Linked DNA regions of Homo sapiens: all the other regions are linked to region 3. The links are chromatin contacts, found by Hi-C or POLR2A ChIA-PET in ENCODE. All regions are on one chromosome and are shown on one strand. Each heading gives the region's core, a stretch centred on a gene start or an enhancer-like site at or near the end of the contact. The rest is flanking DNA. Distances are from core to core; before and after follow the strand shown.

Region 1 (4,273 bases), core at 1,405-3,904, 220 kb before region 3:
ATATATATATACACACACATATATAATAATAATTTTAGAGTATAACTCATATATATTATTATATATGTATATATTATTATTATATATACATATATATAATAATATTAATACTAATAATTTTAATACTAATTATTATTTATTAAGTACCTCATATATGCCAGGCCCTATATAGGTACTTTATATACTTTATAACTAACCTCTACATGAAAATTATCATGTAAGCATCATTATCCCTATTTTACTGGTGAGCATTTGGGGAAGACCAGGGCTCCTCATTTTTTGACAGAGTGGGTTTAGAAAAGTGCCTTAGTTACCTTCTTGTCTAAAGTATATATATTACCTGAATCTTTCTACATCTTTTTCTTCCTTTAAAAAATGAATTATTAGCTGGGCATGCTGCTTACAACTGTAATCCCAGCACTTTAGGAGGCTGAGGTGGGAGAGAGGATGGCTCGAGGCCAGGAGTTCAAGACTAGCCTGGGAAACACAGCAAGACCCCATTTCTGTTCAAAATAAATCACAATAAAAAAAAAAGAATTGTTTTCATAAAGCCAGATCCACTCCATTAAGCTAACAATCATCTTCCTTAATCTTCCTCCTAGGAAAATTTTTTAAAACTTGTTTTCCTTTTAGATTCACTTGTCATGGATTAGTGACTGGTCAGAGTTATATTTTCCGGGTCAGAGCAGTCAATGCAGCTGGACTTAGTGAATATTCCCAGGATTCAGAAGCTATTGAAGTCAAAGCTGCTATTGGTAAGTTCCTTATGCATAACTGTATGGGGGAAAAATGGATTTTTCTATGTTAGAAAGGAAGATACCATCCTCTCCAGAAATTATTTAGCTTCCAATATTGCTGGATGATTGCATCCTTAGATGATCATTTTCTCTGACTCTAGGTGATGTCTAACCTTCCATAGCTGCCATTTTACAGACCTTCATCACTTATCCAGATTCTGTGCATCCATAGCCTTTTCATCTTCACGAACCCAAGTTTCCTCAGATATTTCACATTGTGTGAAACTCCATTCTAACTTCATGCTCATCCTGGGACTGTGAAGGGCCATTCCGATTCCATGAAGTGGTATATCACCCATAACACAGATCATCTTGTCCCTAAAAGCCATTTGGTCTATGCCAGAGCCTGGCTTGTTTTTGCTAACAGAACATTAACATGCTTCTTATAAACCCCTCTAAAATTCATGCAAGGCACATGTAATTGCTTAATCATATGTTTCATCTTTGCTTGCAAAGTAACCAACAGAATAAAACCAGTAATAAAGTAATTATATGTGTGTATGTGATGTACCTCCCAATCTTGGATAAAGTAGAAAAGGGACCCAGGTGGTTAGAAACAATACAAATAATATTTGTGGGCTGAGCACGGGGGCTTACACCTGTAATCCCAGCACTTTGGGAGGGAGAGGCAGGCAGATTGCTTGAGTCCAGGAGTTTGAGACCAACTTGGGCAACATAGTGAAATCCCATTTCTAAAAATAACAATAAAAAAAATTAGCCAGGCATGGTGGTGCATGTCTGTAGTCCCAGCTATTCAGAAGGCTGAGGCACGTGGATCACTTGAGTCCAAGAGTTCAAGGCTGCAGTGAACTATGATCTCACCACTGCACTCCACCCTGGACAACAAAGCAAGATCCTGTGTCTGAAATAAATAAATAAATAAAATAAAATTTATTATATAGTAACGCATGTTTTTTAAAAAGCTGATTTAATATTGATTGTCTTCAGTTAGCATCTCATATAGCTTTTTCATATTCCTTATAACATAGGGATCGGGCACAGTGGCTCACGCCTGTAATCCCAGCACTTTGGGAGGCTAAGGCGGGTGGATCACTTGAGGTCAGGAGTTTGAGATCAACCTGGCCTACATGGCTAAACCCTGTCTCTACTGAAAATACAAAAATTAGCCGGGTATGGTGGTGCATGCCTATAATCCCAGCTACTTAGGAGGCTGAGGCACGAGAATTGTTTGAACCCAGAAGGTGGAGGTTGCAGTGAGCCGAGATTGCGCCAGTGCACTCCAGCCTGGGGGACAGAGTGAGACTCCAAAAAAAAAAAAAAGAAGAAAGAAAACGAAGGAAGGAAGATTCCTTATAATGTGAACCATTCTAAACATGTCTCTTTGAGGTTGAGAGGTACAGACCATTACTATTGTAGTACTGCACATAATTCGAGGTGTTATAAAATTAGGATCTTTAATATGATGTCTCTTGTGCACTTTATAGTCCTTTTTTCATTCTGTTGAATAATAGGGCTTACATCTCTCAATATTTGTGTCTAAGATTTGCTTTTCCTTATATATACTAAAAGCCCTTTGGGTTCTGCAAATCGAAATGGTTCCTATTCTATCTTTGGCTTCTTTGTTCTCATTTCTTCTTTTTCCAGAATACGGGGAAGGTGAAATGTTCCTTGGCGTATATTGTGTGAAATGTAGTCTTTCCATATTTCTTGCAAATGTGAGCGATTTTCTTTAAGCCAAGACTGTTTTTGTTCTGCTTGTGGTCCTAATGTTTTTCTCTTTGTTCTATCCTATAAGAGCAGCTGATACTCTGTCCGGGCTCAATGCGTTTCTGTTGTTGTCTGGCAACTGTAGGGGGAGGAGTGTCTCCAGATGTGTGTCCCGCACTGAGCGATGAGCCTGGTGGACTAACCGCCTCCAGGGGGCGCGTGCATGAAGCCTCCCCGCCAACCTTCCAGAAAGATGCTTTGCTTGGCAGCAAACCTAACAAACCTTCACTACCCAGTAGCTCTCAAAACCTGGGCCAAACAGAAGTGAGTAAAGTAAGTGAAACAGTTCAGGAAGAGCTTACCCCGCCACCACAGAAAGCGGCTCCTCAGGGGAAAAGTAAGTCTGACCCCCTGAAAAAGAAGACAGACAGAGGTGAGAGTTGAGAAAGGGAAGCTGTTCCATCCGTCTCCATCACTGTCCTCACCTCTCATCGTCTACATCACATCCTTCATCCATGTTTGCTTTCATCAATGTCCATTCTTATTGTATGTGTTTTCAGCTAGCCATCTGAAATGTGTACTTTCATCTGATGACTTGGAAAAGTAATTGTCTATGGGTTTGGCTTGTACACATCATTTTGGGTGCTTAATGATGCTAGAATGTTTCAAGTAATTTGGTTATAGAGCCTTTCTTGGTTTGTCAGGCAGATACACCTCTGGCCTGATTTTGCTAAGAGAATTCGATGTGAGAGCAGGACTTGGTACTGCTAGCCTGTGTGAGGTCCTTTGAAATAGTCATGTTTGGAACATGTAGAGGAGAAAGATCTCACAAAGAAGGTGACATCGTACCAGGGTCATAGTTGTTACCTTCTTGCTCATCCTCAGATTATTAAGCGATTATTCACATTTAATTTAAATAGTTTGCAAGAAAAATCAACACTGGAAAATTAAATACTTTAAGTGAAAAAAGTATATAAAAAGATTAAAAATTTCTAAAATAATAATAATCTAAATAGCTACTTACCTACTACTTTTTGAAATGAAAAAAGAAAAGAAAAAAACAGCTATAAATATATCTTTGAGTTACCATGAAAAGTTTAAAAGTTAAAATTATAATCACATATAGCTATATTGTATGATATATGATCCTCATTCCCAGAAGTGATTTATTTAAGATGATTTATCAGTAGGCTAAGAATGATCTGATTAGGATATTTGGTACCTGTGGCTAATATATCCTAGGAGACATTGTTTTTCCTATCAAACAACAATGAACTGAAGCACATGTGCTGATAAATTTTTAAATGCCTCTCATCCAGTTCTTTTTTCTAACCCCACCCCAACTTCTATAACCTCCTCTGTTTTATGACACCTTTCTTTGTCCCTCAACTCGAGAGGAGATATTCATTTGAGAGCACATATTCAACAATGCTCTGAAATAGAGGGAGAGAGAGAAAGCTTTTTTAAAATGTGAGGAATAAAGGAGGTTGGTAAGTGGAGAAGAGATAAATGTATTTTATTTTAAAAGCCTTCATTCTTCTGATACTCTTTTTGGGTAAGAATGAGATAGTTTCTTTATCTCCTATAATCCAAATAAACATTCAGAAAATTCTCTTCGATGTTATTGCATATCTAGATGTATTTCTTTCCACCACTTCACCCCCTCTCTTCATTGAAAACTGTAATTTCAGTAGTTGAGTGAAAAGCTGATCAGCAAAGCCACATAAATGAAGGAGGACTTTTGAAATATCCTCCAGATATTTTTCTAGCTAAGCACTGATAAACATGGTGACAGCTGTATAGTATTG
Region 2 (4,017 bases), core at 730-3,229, 130 kb before region 3:
TCCTTCTGAGGCCTAAAAAAGATACCTCTCTTGTGTTTTTTTTCAAGATTTCTTTTGGTTATACTGCATAATAGATATTAAATGTTTCCTAGTTCTGTATTCCTAATGATTGAGATAACGTTGTTTTTCTGGCTTAAACATGTGAATAGATCAGAACAGAAAACAATGTAAGGGAAAAACTAAATTTTTCAAAGGCATTATGCAAAGTTTCTCATGTGAGCTAATTAGGCTTGTATATTGTGGTGGCTGATGATACAGGCTCTGGGGCCTACTGGGGTCCAATTGCCATTCTGAGCTGCGTGGCCTTAAGCAAAGTAGTTGATCTCAAGGGCATTAGTTTTTCATCTGTAACATGGAGATAATAATAAACTCTAACACTTACAGTCGTTGGGAGGATTGAGTTAATATACATGTAAAGCACTTATTAAGCCTATGTGTTTGTTGTTATTATCCAGTGAATTACAGCCACACTCAGAGAAGCCACAGAGATTAGAGGTTAGGAAAATTTGAATACTTAGAAGAAATCTTTTGGGTAGCAGTATGATTTAATGTATGTTTAAATGCTCTTGGACGAGTGCAGTGGCTCACATCTGTAATCCCAGCACTTTGCGAGGCCAAGGCAAAAGGATCCCTTAAGCCCAGGAGTTTGAGACCAGCTTAGGCAACAAAGTGAGACCTCCATCTCTACAAAAAAATTAAAAATTAGCCAAGCATGGTGGCGTACGCCTGTAGTCCCAACTATTCAGGAGGCTGAGGCGGGCTGAGGTGGAGGATCGCTTGAGCCTGGGAGGTCAAGACTGCAGAGAGCCATTATCACCCCAGTGCACTCTAGCCTGGGTGACAGAGCGAGATCCTATCTCTCTTTTTTATTTTTTGACACGGAGTCTCGCTCTGTCGCCCAGGCTGGAGTGCGGTGACGCGATCTCGGCTCACTGCAAGCTCCGCCTCCCGGGTTCACGTCATTCTCCTGCGTCAGCCTCCCGAGCATCTGGGACTACAGGCGCCCGCCATGATGCCCGGCTAATTTTTTGTATTTTTAGCAGAGACGGGGTTTCACCCTGTTAGCCAGGATGGTCTCGATCTCCTGACCTCGTGATCCACCCGCCTCGGCCCCCCAAAGTGCTGGGATTACAGGCGTGAGCCCGCGCCCAGCCGAAGAGATCCTATCTCAAAAAATAAATAAATAAACAGGCGGGGCACACTGGCTCACGCCTGTAATCCCAGCACTTCAGGAGGCCGAGGCGGGCGGATCACCTGAGGTCAGGAGTTTGAGACCAGCCTGGCCAACATGGTGAAACCTCGTCTCTACTAAAAATACAAAAATTAGCCGAGTGTGGTGGCGGGTGCCCGTAATTCCAGCTGCTTGGGAGGCTGAGGCAGGAGAATCGCTTGAACTGAGGAGGCAGAGGTTGCAGTGAGGCGGGATCACTCCACTGTACTCCAGCCTGGACGACAGAATGATTCCATCTCAATAAATAAACGAACAAATCCTCTTTGCTATTGTGTAAAAAAATCAATTTCTTTTGTAAGTTACTTGCAAAAAGTCCAAACACGAAATGCTAAACAATATGGTTGTAAGAGACCATAAACATCTTAATCTGTAGTTGGAACTAACATATCTTTACCACCAAAGTCTAATAAAGAGCAACTTCCAAGAAGCAAAATGTTTGCCTCCACTTGATAACTTCTGCTTGGAGTTTTAGCCCTGCAGTGGGCATTTGTCCTTTCGCAGCTGCACAAAATCCAAATTCCTTTATTGTGTTAGAGGGAAGATCCTACTATATGAGTCCTGGGAGGGAAAGCCAAACAGCCCAGGCCTTATTGGTTTCTACCTTGTGCTATGTTTAGCCCCCTTCTAGGTACGCAATATATGTTGGCTGAAGTGAAAATGTAAACAGGAAGGAGAAAGGTTTCACAACGAGGAAAGGCTACACGGTGAGTCAGGGCTTTGTGCTCTGTTCCCAACTAGCTCCACTGTGACTAGCTATCTTTGGTCACAAAACTGGCTCAGTTAGTTGCTATTTTCTGCATCAGCATATTTCAAAAGGAAATGAACCTGCTGACTTAAGTGATGTAAGGAGTAATCAATGAATGAAAATTAACTAGAGATATCCATACAAAATTATATTTGTATTTTATACTAAAAGATAAAATATGCCTAACTCACAAATACTCATTATAAGTTTTTTGTTTGTTTGTTTGTTTGTTTGTTTGTTTTTTAGTTTGCTTTAGTTCAGCTCCTAGGAATTTCTATACCATATGTTATTATAAACATTAATTTACTTTATTCTTCATACAATTATAAAATAAAACAGGCCAGGCGTGGTAGCTCATGCCTGTAATCGCAGCACTTTGGGAGGCCGAGGCGGGCGGATCACGAGGTCAGGAGATCGAGACCATCCTGGCTAACACGGTGAAACCCCGTCCCTACTAAAAATACAAAAAATTAGCCTGGCGTGGTGGCGGGCACCTGTAGTCCCAGCTACTCGGAGGCAGGAGAATGGCATGAACCCGGAAGGCGGAGCTTGCAATGAGCCGAGATCGCACCACTGCACTCTATCTAGCCTGGGCGACAGAGCGAGACTCCGTCTCAAAAAAAAAAAAAAAAAAGAATTGTCACTGCTGTTTATTCACCTGCCTTGCCATTTTATGGCTTTTCCCAATGAAAGGAGACAGAAAAACATTTAATGAGAAGTACACACAGTTTGGGAGACATAGCATCTTTAGCAATCTTTACATATTAAATGCTGCACATGTGGGAGCGATAAGATGTAGATCACTTCCTGTAATACCGTTTCCATGTTCCTGAAAATCTGAACATAAAAGGAATTTTTGAAAGTGAAGCTTAATTCTTTTTGAAATCTGCCTTGAATCTTTTTATAAAACAAAGGAGCCTTCTGACATGTGAGCAATAAGCCACCAATTTATCCTGTTTTACCAGCATAGATTTTAGGCTAGAACTAAAACTTCATTGAGCTTTTAGAGGTTTGGTTAACGAATTAACAAATATTGGCTAGGCATGATGGTGCTCATACCTGTAATCCCAGCATTTAGGGAGGGCAAGGTGGGCAGATCACTTGAGTTCAGGAGTTTGAGACAAGCCTGGGCAACATGGTAAAACCCCATCTCTGCAAAAAATACGACAATTAGCCAGGTGTGGGACTACGTGCCTGTAGTCTCAGCTACTCCACAGGCTGAGGTGGGAGGATCCCTTGATCCCAGGAGGTAGAGGTTGCGGTGAGCCAACATTGCATCACTGTGCTCCAGGTTGGGTGACGGAGTGAGACTGTCTCAAGGAAAAAAAAAAAAAAGAATTTACAAATATTAATTGAGCATCTACTAAGTGTCAGGCACTATGCTATGTGCCCAGGTGCATTGGTGAACAAAACAGATAAGATCCTGCTCAAATGAAGTGTGCAGCCTTAAAGGCAAGACAAGCAACAAACAAACAAATAAATGAGATAATTACAAGAGAAAATAAGCAGGACGGTAAGATGGGAGAGTAGGCTGGGTGCAATGGCTCACACCTGTCATCCCAGCATTTTGGGAGGCTGAGGCAGTCTTATTGCTAGAGGCCAGGAGTCCAAAACCAGCCTGATAAACATGGCAAGACCCCGTCTCTACAAAAAAATTTAAAAATTAGCCATGCGTGACGGTGTGTACCTGTAGTCCCAGCTACTCGGGGGTTGAGGTGGGGATTGCTTGTGCCTAGGAGTTTGAGTCTTCAGTGAACTATGATTGCACCACAGCACTCCAGCCTGGGGAACAAAGGGAGACCTCATCTCTACAGAAAAATTTAAAAATAAAAGGAAATGGAGAATAGTGGAGAAAGCAGCCTTAGAAAAGATCACCAGGGGCTGGGCGCAGTGGCTCATGCCTGTAATCCCAGCACTTTGCGAGGCCGAAGCCAGTGGATCATGAGATCAGGAGTTTGAGACTATCTAACACGGTGAAAACCCCGCTCTACTAAAAATACAAAAAATTAGCCTGGCGCGGTGGCAGGTGCCTGTAGTCCCA
Region 3 (4,357 bases), core at 1-2,500:
TGCTTTGCTGCTACCCAAGCTCCCAATACCCTTCTGGCTTCCAAGATCCTTCCTGCTGGGAATCAATGAGCTGCCCGTGTGGCACTCGTACTCCAACCGGCGGGGCCACTCAGTATGTCTAAGTACAGACGACTGCACTGTCCCTGAGGTGCCCCGGCCTCCGTGTGCTGGACTAGCATGAGCGGTCCCTCGGGCCTCGGCATCCTTCCAAAGCTGCATTTCGGAACTTGCCCCCCCGAAGGCTGGACCCCGAACCGCCACGCCCCTCAGCAGACCCCGAGGCTCAGGCGGAAGTTCCGGGAGAGCCCCGCGCTCCTCCCCGCGCAGCCCCGGGCCTCACCTGGTGCGCCCGCGAAGCCTTCTGCGCCGGGGACGGTGCCGCTCCCGGTCTGGCCGTCCACGCCCCGCGGCAGACCCCGCCCAGACACGCCTGCGCCTGCGGGGGGCCCGGCCTGGCCCGTCTCCGCGATGACCCCGGTGGAGCCTGGCGGCTGGGGCGGCCTCTCCTCGGGGGGCCGCTGGGGCAGGACGGGCCGTCGCCCAGGGTCCTCTGCGGTTGCGGGGCCGCTGGGCCTCGGCGGGGCGGGCTCGGGCTGCAGCGGCTCCTTCGGGGCCTCTGCGGGCGGCGGGGGCGAGGGCGCCTCTGCCGGGCGTCGGGGAGAAAGAAACACACGGGATTAGGAAACCTCAGCCCTGACTGCCCCGTCAGGGTCCCCTCCATGAGTCCCGGCGAGCGGGGTCCCCGTGAGGACTCTGCGGCCACCCCTGCGACGTCAGGCCAGCGGGACACACGGGCGTCCGCCCGCATCTTCCGAGGACGCCGCGGGCCACCCGGACGCCGCCGGGGACCCCTGCCCGGGGCCGGGGCGTTTCCAGCCTCTCCGGCGCAGACGGCTGCACTTTCCAAACCGGCCTCACTCTTGGCTCCGGCATCAACAATTCCCGATTTCACAGCACGCGGAAACCGCGGGTGCGTCGCAAGTGACTGAAAGGGACCTGAGGCCACCGACCCCCGCACCGTCTCTGAACCACACTCCTGCCGGGGCCCCACGGCCTCTCCCGCGGGCTGCCGAGGGACCCTGCCGGGGGGCCCCAGGGCTGCGCGGAGGCCGTGAGGAGGGCTCAGGCTCCACGAGGGCCGCGGCCACAGCGCCCACGTCGCCAGCGGAAGGGACTTCCAACGGAGGAAGCTCCTGGCGTGCGTCTCCCGGCCCTCTGGGGAAGGCGCCGGAAGCTGCCGCCCTTTCCTCCTTTGAACTCGTTCCCGGAACGAGCCCTCCAGGAAGCCCCTCCCGACCGTCCACGGGACGCCTGACAATACCCGGGCCTGGCTGAGGGACCCGCTCGCCAAGAAACGCCATCCCCGCCGCCCCCGTCAGCCTGGTGCCCACGATGCCCAGAGTTCCAAAGCGCAACACATTTGATTTTTGTTTAGGACCCGACAAAAATCGGCGGCTGCCTCCCGACCTGCCGTCTAGTTTTGTTTTAAAACTCCCTAAGCGGGCCGGGCGCGGTGGCTCACGCCCGTAATCCCAGCACTTTGGGAGGCCGACGCGGCCGGATCACTTGAGCCCCCAAATTCGAGACCAGCCTGACCAAGATGGCGAAACCTCATCTCTTCCAAATATCCAAAAAAAAAAAACAAAAAAACAAAAATTAGCCCGGGGTAGTGGAGCGCACCTGTAATCCCAGCTACTCGGGAGGCTGAGGCAGGAGAATCACTTGAACCCAGGAGGTGGAGGTTGCAGGGAGCCGAGATCGCCCGCTGCACTCCAGCCTCACTAAGCTGGGGAGAAGGGCAGTGGAGGTGGTTGATGGGTTCAAAAATATAGTTAGACAGAGTTAATAAGATCTAGTATCTGATAGCACAACAGGGTGACTGCAGTCAGCAATTATCTTTTGCACATTTTTAAATAAAAGAGTAGAATTGGAATGTCTGTAAAGAAATGGCACATGCTTTGGGTAATAGATACCCTATTACCCCGATTATTATACACTGCATGCCTGTATCAAAATACCTCATGTACCCCATATATATATATATCTACTCTGTACACATAACAACTAAAAATTAAAAAAATAAAACTAAGATAAATATGGCAGATCAAATACATGCCCCCCCCCCGCCCCACCCACAGAGGCAGGTTGCCAGAACACCCTGAGAGAGGCAGTTTCTCCAACAGCCTTTCCTGACCAATGTTCCATGAGAGAAGCCCAAGAGAAAACAATTTGAGTGATTACTCTCTCAGTTTTCCCTGAGGATGATACAGAGCTAATTCCATTCTAGATACAGAGAAGTTAGTTCACGCCATACAATAGAATGGCATCAGGATTTACATCTCTTTAGAACCCTGGTTGAGAAAGGCTGGGTTAGACAGAGAAACTGAGGCAGAGGGATTGAAAAACATGCAGATACCAGCTACAGTGGAAGATAGGAGTAAGATACCAGTCTAAAAACACTAAGCGAAAGTCTGCTCCCTGAATAAGGAGGCTCACAGTCCCCATCCTCTGCTAAGCTCCCAGCCACTTGCTTATACCTCTAGCTGGATATAGGAGGATTCTTCAAATTGACCCTATGATGCCCACAGTCGTGAAACTCTATCTAGTGTCTCCCCATTAAATGTGAACCAAAGTCAAAATCACCTGACATATGAGGAAAGCCGCCTGTGTGAACGACAGGGACCAAAGCAAGCCACACCAACTAAAGAAAAGGAACTCTAAAGAGACAGACACAGTGCAAGAAAATAAACACATCCTACCCTCAGAGAAGTAGAAGATACTGCATCCAAGATGCAAGAATTGATTGCTATACAAAAGGGATAGTCAGAGAATAAGGGTGAGCCTTTGCTGATTAAAAAGGCACTTGCCAAAACCAGAGATTTCCATGAAAGGGTTGGTAGATAAAAATCAAGGAAATCTTTCAGAAGGTAGAACATGATGACGAAATGATGATCAATAGGAAGGAAATCATAAGAAAATTAAAGGGTCAACCTAGGAAGTCCTTCCAGAAAAAAAGAAATCAGAAAAACTGGTATGTAGGGGTAATGGGATGGTAAGGAGAGAATTATCAAATAAACACACAACTTCCCAGAACTGAAGAAAATGAAAGATGCCAGCACAATTACTGAATAAGAGGAATAAACCAAGCCACATTCAGAACACTGAAGATAAAAAGGAGATATTACAAACTTTCAAGGGAAAAAATATAAAAAGTGACTGCAAATCAGGAAGGCATCACCAGGCTTCTCAACAGTATTGGAAACTAGAAGAGAAGGGAACAATGTCATCAAACAATGCTAGAATGTAATTGTCAACCTTGAAATCTGTACCCAGCAAAAATACCCATCAATTACAAGAGTAGAATAAAGATATTTTTAGACAGGCAATATTTAAAAAATTATAAAATGCCATCTCTCACGCACCCTTTCTTAAAAAGGTATTGGGAAATGTGCACTACTGAAACAAGGGAGTAAACCATGAAAAAGCAACAGAGAGTAAAAGAAAGGGGAGAGAGGCTAAAGACTTTTCTAGGATAGTAGTGAAGGCAGGCTCAGATTGAAAGCCTTATTGCAAAAGTCTAGAAAATAACCAGTCCAGGTTAGATCAGAAAGAGCAAGAATTCCAGGAGGGAGGTCAATTTTTAAAAAAAATGGAACTGACAAATGATCTGATACTTTTTATGATGTAGAAAATTGTATTAAGAGGCTGTTGAAGGGTAGGAAGACTCCAAAATAGATACATAGGATATAAGCAACACTACTACCAATTAAGAGAAAAGTAAAAAGGAAAGCAACACAACCTTAGAGAGCTATTGAGCTCAGCATAGCATAGATGTTGCATATTGACTGTAGGATAACTCTGTTGGGAATTGGGAGGAAGGGGGGGTCAATATACAATGTCTAAAGCTGATAAATCAATTTAGAAATACGGAGGTAAGTACCAAAGAAAAGAAACAGCTGGAAGATTTACATGTGGCTGCCTCTGGGGCGTGGGAAGAAGGATGGGGAAGGGAACAGGGGAGCTGGTTTTCATTATGAGCTTCTTAGTGTTATTTTACTTATTTTTATAAAATATAATTGTAGAAGACACTGACGGCCTGTTTCTGCCCTTTCCCCTCTAATCCAAGCACACTTGAGTTGACTCCTCATCTTTCTTTTCTTTCCTCCTCTCTGGACACCGTCTCCCTGGCTCAGAAGCTGGCCTGCCTCCCAGGGCACACGCCTCTGCCTGAGCCCCAGCCCCACCCTCCCTCCTCTTCTTGGATCAGCTCCATCTGACATCACTCCTCTCTCTTCTCAACCTCTCTTTCCTTCCTCCCCACTAGTTTCTTCCTTTTAGCCCAAGCGTATGTCTCTCT

The links. A loop is a pair of places that touch in the nucleus more often than their neighbours do. ChIA-PET counts read pairs that join two places held with the same protein, here RNA polymerase II (POLR2A). Pooled maps may share reads with other maps.
Region 1: a loop to region 3 is called in a pooled map, with 2.6 times the contacts of the local background. The contact joins two enhancer-like sites. A Hi-C loop is called at or near these places in 5 of 50 pooled maps. POLR2A ChIA-PET finds 5 or more read pairs at or near these places in 3 of 52 experiments (WTC11 and activated CD4-positive, alpha-beta T cell).
Region 2: a loop to region 3 is called in a pooled map, with 2.6 times the contacts of the local background. The contact joins two enhancer-like sites. A Hi-C loop is called at or near these places in 1 of 50 pooled maps. POLR2A ChIA-PET finds 5 or more read pairs at or near these places in 3 of 52 experiments (HEK293, K562 and T-cell).

Annotation. Positions count from the first base shown.
Region 1 is chr18:3,127,857-3,132,129 of GRCh38, reverse strand. It overlaps MYOM1 (myomesin 1), which reads left to right. Exons shown (of 38, transcript NM_003803.4): 17 at 634-755; 18 at 2,611-2,898. Among named protein-coding and RNA genes, the nearest start is that of MYOM1, 90 kb to the left of the region's middle. Within about 2 kb of position 2,654, at least 2 of the 41 ENCODE cell types and tissues checked have a DNase peak (open chromatin) inside an H3K27ac peak, as active enhancers do.
Region 2 is chr18:3,035,478-3,039,494 of GRCh38, reverse strand. No RefSeq gene overlaps it. Among named protein-coding and RNA genes, the nearest start is that of LPIN2, 24 kb to the right of the region's middle. RefSeq lists a silencer at 210-504. Within about 2 kb of position 1,979, at least 14 of the 41 ENCODE cell types and tissues checked have a DNase peak (open chromatin) inside an H3K27ac peak, as active enhancers do.
Region 3 is chr18:2,903,069-2,907,425 of GRCh38, reverse strand. EMILIN2 (elastin microfibril interfacer 2) reads right to left here. Exons shown (of 8, transcript NM_032048.3): 5 at 341-643. Among named protein-coding and RNA genes, the nearest start is that of EMILIN2, 58 kb to the right of the region's middle. RefSeq lists a silencer at 282-1,141. Within about 2 kb of position 1,250, at least 29 of the 41 ENCODE cell types and tissues checked have a DNase peak (open chromatin) inside an H3K27ac peak, as active enhancers do.